Linked DNA regions of Homo sapiens: region 2 is linked to region 1. Evidence: read pairs that join two places in POLR2A ChIA-PET (ENCODE). Cell type or tissue: HepG2. All regions are shown on one strand. Each heading gives the region's core, and the rest is flanking DNA. Links, peaks and the distances in the headings are about the cores only. Region 1 overlaps PLXND1 (plexin D1). Region 2 overlaps EFCAB12 (EF-hand calcium binding domain 12).

Region 1 (2,897 bases), core at 278-2,777:
CCATGGGCACACTGTGTGCCAGCCCTGGGAGGGGGCAGGACGGACTCGGTCCTGGGTGGCCTCTGGCAGCAGCCCCCATGCCAGGGAGGAGACCACCTGCTGCTGAGAAAGTAAATACCAGCGCCTTCAGGGGTGACCAAGAGGCTTCCTGGAGGGGCTGTAGGGAGAAGATGGCCAACCAGGCCTAGCACCATGGTCAGGAAGCCTGGCCTTAGCCACAGAGGAAAAGCAGCCTGGAGGAGCACGTTGGAGAAACCAAGGCACAGAGAAGAGCAGAGGCTTCAGACAAACGGCAAAGGACACAGCAGCTCTGGCAGACCCTTCGGGGAGGCCTGCCTTGGTTTCCCTGACCCCTCTGGAAGAGGCGGGTCACCCAGCTCCAGGGCTTTGAGGTTATCCAGACCAGCTGGACACCATCTGGAAGGGCTGAAGCCAGCCAGCCAGGCCGCCCTGAGGGCCAACACACAGACTGGGCATGATCTGCCCACCCACCCCAAACAGGCATGGCCTGGAAGGACAAGCCCCAGGCTTAGGTCACAAGCCTGGCTGGATTAAGGACCTACTGTGTGACACTACAGCTACTGGGGGCACCTTACAGCCCTGGGGGTGCACGCACGCACACACACACACACACACACACACACTCTTGCTGCGTACCCATTTTACAGATGAGAAAGCTGAGGCTCCTGACTCCTAAGTCTCACAGCTCTTACCTCACTATGGGAGGCACCATCCCCTCTGAACCTCGGACTCCACATCTGTAAAATAAGACAGCAATAGCACCCACCACCTAGGGCTTATGGAAGGACTGAGCTCATAGGAGCCTTCAGTGCTAAGCACTGTAGGTGCTCAATAAATGTTCCCAATTAGCTATGCAGACCACGGAGCAGAGGCTCGGGAGCTCCCGAGGACAGGGACAAGCCACTCCACCGCTTCCTGAAGTCAAAGCATCCGAGGCTGGATGGGCTACACCGCCCTCACCAAGGACACAGTAGTGGGAGCTCTGGCCTCGGCCTGCTCTGCCCTGGCGCCTGGGAACCACCGCCACAGTCGCTGACTCAAGCAGCCATTGTTTAGTTAGCTGGACGCAGCCCCTAGACACCCAGCTCCCCCTTCATGAAGCTGTTTCTCATTCCGGCCCGGCCTGGCCCCATTTCCAGCTCCCCTCCCCCTGGGTCCCAGAGGAGCACAGTGTGGGATGGGCAGCCAGCGGCTCTTCCCTGGCCCAGGGAAAAGGCTTCCCTCCCCCCAGCAGGAGGGGCAGAGCACGAAGCCAGTCTTTCCAAGCCCTGGAACAGTTTCCCTCCCAGCTTCCTCCCCTGAAGGGACTCCAGGCCAGGAGCCGAGAAATAGTTGCCTCTCCAGGGAACACTGGCAGTTCCCTCCTGGGGCTGGGGGGACTTGGAGGTTCGATCTCACACCCTCCTCCCCAGCCCCTGGTCTCCTCGGGGTCCAGCCCATATGCCTGGCCGCAGGCTGTGCTCTGCAGCAGGACTCTACCGCTGGTCCCAGAGTCATCGCACGACCGCTGTGGACACAGCCAAGAAGACAGGGCTGCTTGGAGCCTTGCGCAAACATCTCCGGGCTGGATTCCATGAGCTGGGGACACAGAGGTGACAACGGGGCCCTCTCTCCAGCTGCCCACATCCGAGCTCAGAGGCCCAGCCCCAGGATGGGGAGGGGCAGCTTTCTCATAGTAACAGTTCGGTAGAGTGACAGTAGCAAGCAGCTGTGTGCAGTCTGCTTTGTGCTGAGACCTCTTTCTGTATTATCTCATTCAACCCTCACCACACCCTGAAAGAGTTGATGCTGCTTTACAGTAAAGGAAACTGAGGCACAGAGAGTTGAAGTGATTTGCCCAGGGGCACACAGCCGGAATGGCTAGATCCAAGCCTCCAGCGCAGGCCTGCGGGCTCCAGATCCCCGCCCTTAACCACAGCCTCCCCACCCGCCGCTCTGCTGGGAGCCACCAATGGTTGCCAGGAAATCAGCCGCTTGGAGCTGGAAAAACCCTGGGTTTTGAGCTGGGGAAACTGAGGCCCATCAAGGTGATGGCTGCTTCTAGAGAGCTCAGTCACCTCAAACAAAGATAGCGGGCAGAGGCTGGAGAAGGGCACAGGCAAGGGGGTTTGGCCACTTTCCTGGGCCTGGCCTCCACTCCAAGGCCTCTGCCTGCGGGCCCCCCCCCATTATTTACCGATCAGAGCATAAAGTGCTACATGATTAACGCCCCACTGGGGCCTTGCCGGGACTCGTAATGGAGCTGCGAGCTTCCCTCCCCCTCCAGCGCATGATTTATCAAGTTTCAGGGTAAAGGACGGTGGACTAGGCGGGGAGGGCCCCCGCTGGCGCTGGCCCCCAGATCTTGACTGCATCGAGTATCAGCCGAGCAGGGTGGAGCAGGGCCCCTGCCACTGGATGCCTGTCTGGGCGGTCTGTTTGGTTCGGCCCTGGCTCAGACATGGCCTTTGGAAAGAAGAAAACGGCTGTACTTGGGGGGCAGTGAGGATCCAAGTCCACGTGGCTGGCACTCAGAGACTTTCTGGGCTTGTCCCCACTCGGGAACCGGCTGGTTTCCATGGCAATCCCCACATGGCTGTCAGAGCTGGAGAGGCCCTCGGGAGTTACCTGGTCCAGCCACAGTGGGGGCTCCGGGTGAGCGCCTCCGCCCCTGGATCCTGCCAGCACCTGGCAGGGCCAATACAGACCAGCAGCCACAGGGTCCCTTCCGGAACCAGATCAGCCATGTCTCTCCTTTCCCCAAAGCCCTGCTGGCTCCCCGCAGCCCACATGACAGCATCCAAGTCTTTAGCCTGCAGGCAAGGCCCAGCACACTCTCAGCTTCCCCTCGGCCTGCTACCCAAGCCACATTCCAACATCTCTGAGCCTTTGCCCCT
Region 2 (2,897 bases), core at 265-2,764, 180 kb before region 1:
TCCACCCAGCCACCCTGACCACCTTCTGTCTCTTGCAAGCTATCCTACCCCAGGGCCTTTGCCTTCACAGTTCTATCTGCCTAGATTGTGCTTCCCCCAAGACTAGTTCCTGTCAATCACTCAGATGTCAGCTCCAATGTCTGCTTCTCAGAGAGGCCGTCCCTGACCACCAGCCCTTTAGGTGCAAGCTCATCGAAAGCTGGGGCTTTGGCTGGCCCACTGCTGTGTTCCCAGTTTCTAGAAGTGGCACATAGTAGTTGCTCAACAAAGATTCCAATGAATGAAAGAATCCCATTGTCCCTGCCCTGGTTCAGACCTTCATCGTCTCAAGCTGAAATAATATCCTGACCTTACCACCTTCTATTGAGGCTGTGAACAAGTGGCTCAGCCTCTCTGAGCTCCAGCTTCCTCCTCGTAAAGCAGGAATAGCAATCCTGACCTCTGCGGACATAAAGGATAAACTGAGATCATTCTGCAAGAATGAAGAAGAGCTACTGCAAGAAGAACTACTGGAAGAAGGCACCCCTGCCAAGACGCTCAAACTCTTGCCTCTTTAGACAAAGTGAGAGACACCCGGACAGAGCAGGAGCACCGTCATCTGGGACAAACACCGCCACTTTAAGTTCCAGCTCCCTTTCTAGCCTCATGCATTTCAAGGAAATCACTTCTCTTCTAACTATAAGCAGCCAGAAAGAGCAGACAGTAAAACACAGACAAGACAGCTCAGGCACAGAGGGAGGTCGGGGGAAAGTCTCTTGGGTGACTGCCAAACTTCACCCTCATACAATGGGCCCCAGTAAAACTGTGGGCCTTAATAAGCACATTCCTTTCCCTTCAGGTGCACTAAGATAGGGAAGCTAAAAGCAGACTTGGGGGATATGCCTGCAGCTGCAGAAAGATGTATGGAAACAGACACGCAACTCTGCCTCCCAGATAAACACAACAAAGAGACAGAGAAGCAGTCCAAGCCTCTGATAAACTCTTCCACTGTGAATCCTTAAAAACTCTTAGTCTGTAAGAGAATGTGGCTCTGACCTAACTCAGCCAGCAGCCCCTCTCAGGTTTGTTTTCTCTAAAATAAACCTGTCTTTGACTATTGAGCCACCTTTCCTGTTTCTTTCCTCTTTCTTTAATTCTTACACACCCCAGTCTACCTATCTTACCCACTATTGCTCACCAGGGAAAAAGAACTCAGTGATGACGCCAAAGTAGCACCATGAGAGCAAAGGTCTGCTGCTTGGCTTTGTGTTTACTTACTGGGAAATAACAGGACCCAAAATATCTCTGCTGCGAATATGCATCACAGCACACTGTGGTCATTGAAATGACTCACAGCCAGCTACACAGATAATGATAAGCTTGGTAATTTATAACAAAAAGGCACAAAGAGTATCAGAGGGAAAGCAGCCCAACTTGAGGTGACCTTAAAAATGTGCTGGACATAAAGGAGATTACTACTGTTGGGGTGGTGACACATGCAGGAGCGACTGTTGGGGTGCTGAGCTTCCCTGAGCTCTGAGAGAGGCAGAGACCCTGCTTGGGAGGTGATAGTTTCTCTGCAGGGCAGCTGGTTGAGACTGGACATTGAAAATCTCCTGGAGGACTGAGGAATGGATGCTCTGAGCTGCCTGCTGTCCCCAAATGAGCCACTCCAGTGAGGATGCTGAGTAACTCCTCTTGGTGTGACTGTAAACTCCAACGGCCTCACCCCAGATCTTTACCATTGTTAGGAAACCCCTCCACTGCCTCCTCCAGGGCTCCTGTGTGACTCAGGGAGGACAAGGAAGCCCCAAACATGCATGAGATTAAGTTCCTGCCAACCTGGTAGATGGGAACAGAGCAAGATTTGTTTCATTTAGAAAAACAAAGCTGTGGCTATGTTTGGGAAGGGTGCTAGAATGGGTGGGTGGTTGTAATGGTTCTTTTTTGTTTGTTTGTTTACTACAAGAATGGTACTAAGATATAAAGAAATATTATACAATGCACCTTTGTGTTGTAGAGTAAATTCACAGCCAGAGCTTTAGCAAGTCCATTTCTAATTTGCCTCTGTGCCTTGTCTGGACAGATGTGGCCCCACAAATGTATTGCTTGGCAGATGGAACTTGAGCCATGTACAACCTTTACAACTGTTGACAGCAACCCTGCCATAATACCCCTGATAGCAGAATACCAAAATACACTTTCCAGTAAACTGTAAACATGTGCTAATTCTGGTTCTGAACAAGAATTTTATCAATAAGCTATGGATTAATAGTGAGGAGGCCTTGGACCCACACACACATAAATGTCTCTGGAAAGGCTTGCCATTTGGGTCAGTTCTCAGCCTCTCAGGTGGGCTCTGGTGGGCTGAGTATCCTCCTCTAAGAACAAGGGCTGGGACTCATTTGTCTTTGAATGGACACAGTGGTAGCTGGGCACTCAAGGGAATATCTACTCCTTAGTTAATCTCTGGGCCTGAAAATTTCCAGAGGCTTGGCCAAACCACAGTCGGCCAAAACTGGGGAACACACTGAGGAAGTGAGTTTGGAGGAGAGGCCAAGGCTGCCTGCACCATGCTTGCTCCCAGGACGGGGAGGTGGAGGCACAGGATGGGGAGGGGTACGCACGCTCCCTTGCAGTGGCCAGGCTGCTCCTTTGCTGAGCCATAGACCACTGCTTGTAGGTATTGGCCAGGATATCCATGGTGATGGTGTTGTGCTTCCCAAGAGAGCTGAGGTAGATCACTATATCCTCCACCTCTTGGTTCTTCAGAGGGACTCCGACCTGAGGAGAGAGAAGACCTTCAGACTAGCAGGCTCCCATCCAAACATCCTGCTCTGATGGCCAAGGCCTTACCAGCCTCCTCAGACCCCCATCCTGCTTCCAGTTTCATCCTCAACCACTCCCTACTATACCCA

Evidence for each region. ChIA-PET counts read pairs that join two places held together with the same protein. Peaks named below come from ENCODE experiments on the same cell type or tissue, not always from the same donor. Only the 100,000 strongest peaks of a DNase experiment are listed, where the experiment ranks them.
Region 2: POLR2A ChIA-PET joins it to region 1 with 5 read pairs; 4 of 35 experiments call an interaction of 5 or more read pairs at or near these places.

What each region holds. Positions count from the first base shown.
Region 1 is chr3:129,595,305-129,598,201 of GRCh38, forward strand. The region is part of intron 1 of PLXND1 (plexin D1); the gene reads right to left. Among named protein-coding and RNA genes, the nearest start is that of PLXND1, 9.9 kb to the right of the region's middle. RefSeq lists an enhancer at 914-1,645. In HepG2, for the core only: no CTCF peak of the experiment used is centred there; DNase peaks (open chromatin) are centred at 1,107, 1,607 and 1,985; H3K4me3 peaks cover 1,968 bases.
Region 2 is chr3:129,412,639-129,415,535 of GRCh38, forward strand. It overlaps EFCAB12 (EF-hand calcium binding domain 12), which reads right to left. Exons shown (of 9, transcript NM_207307.3): 4 at 2,607-2,763. Among named protein-coding and RNA genes, the nearest start is that of EFCAB12, 15 kb to the right of the region's middle. In HepG2, for the core only: no CTCF peak of the experiment used is centred there; a DNase peak (open chromatin) is centred at 1,243.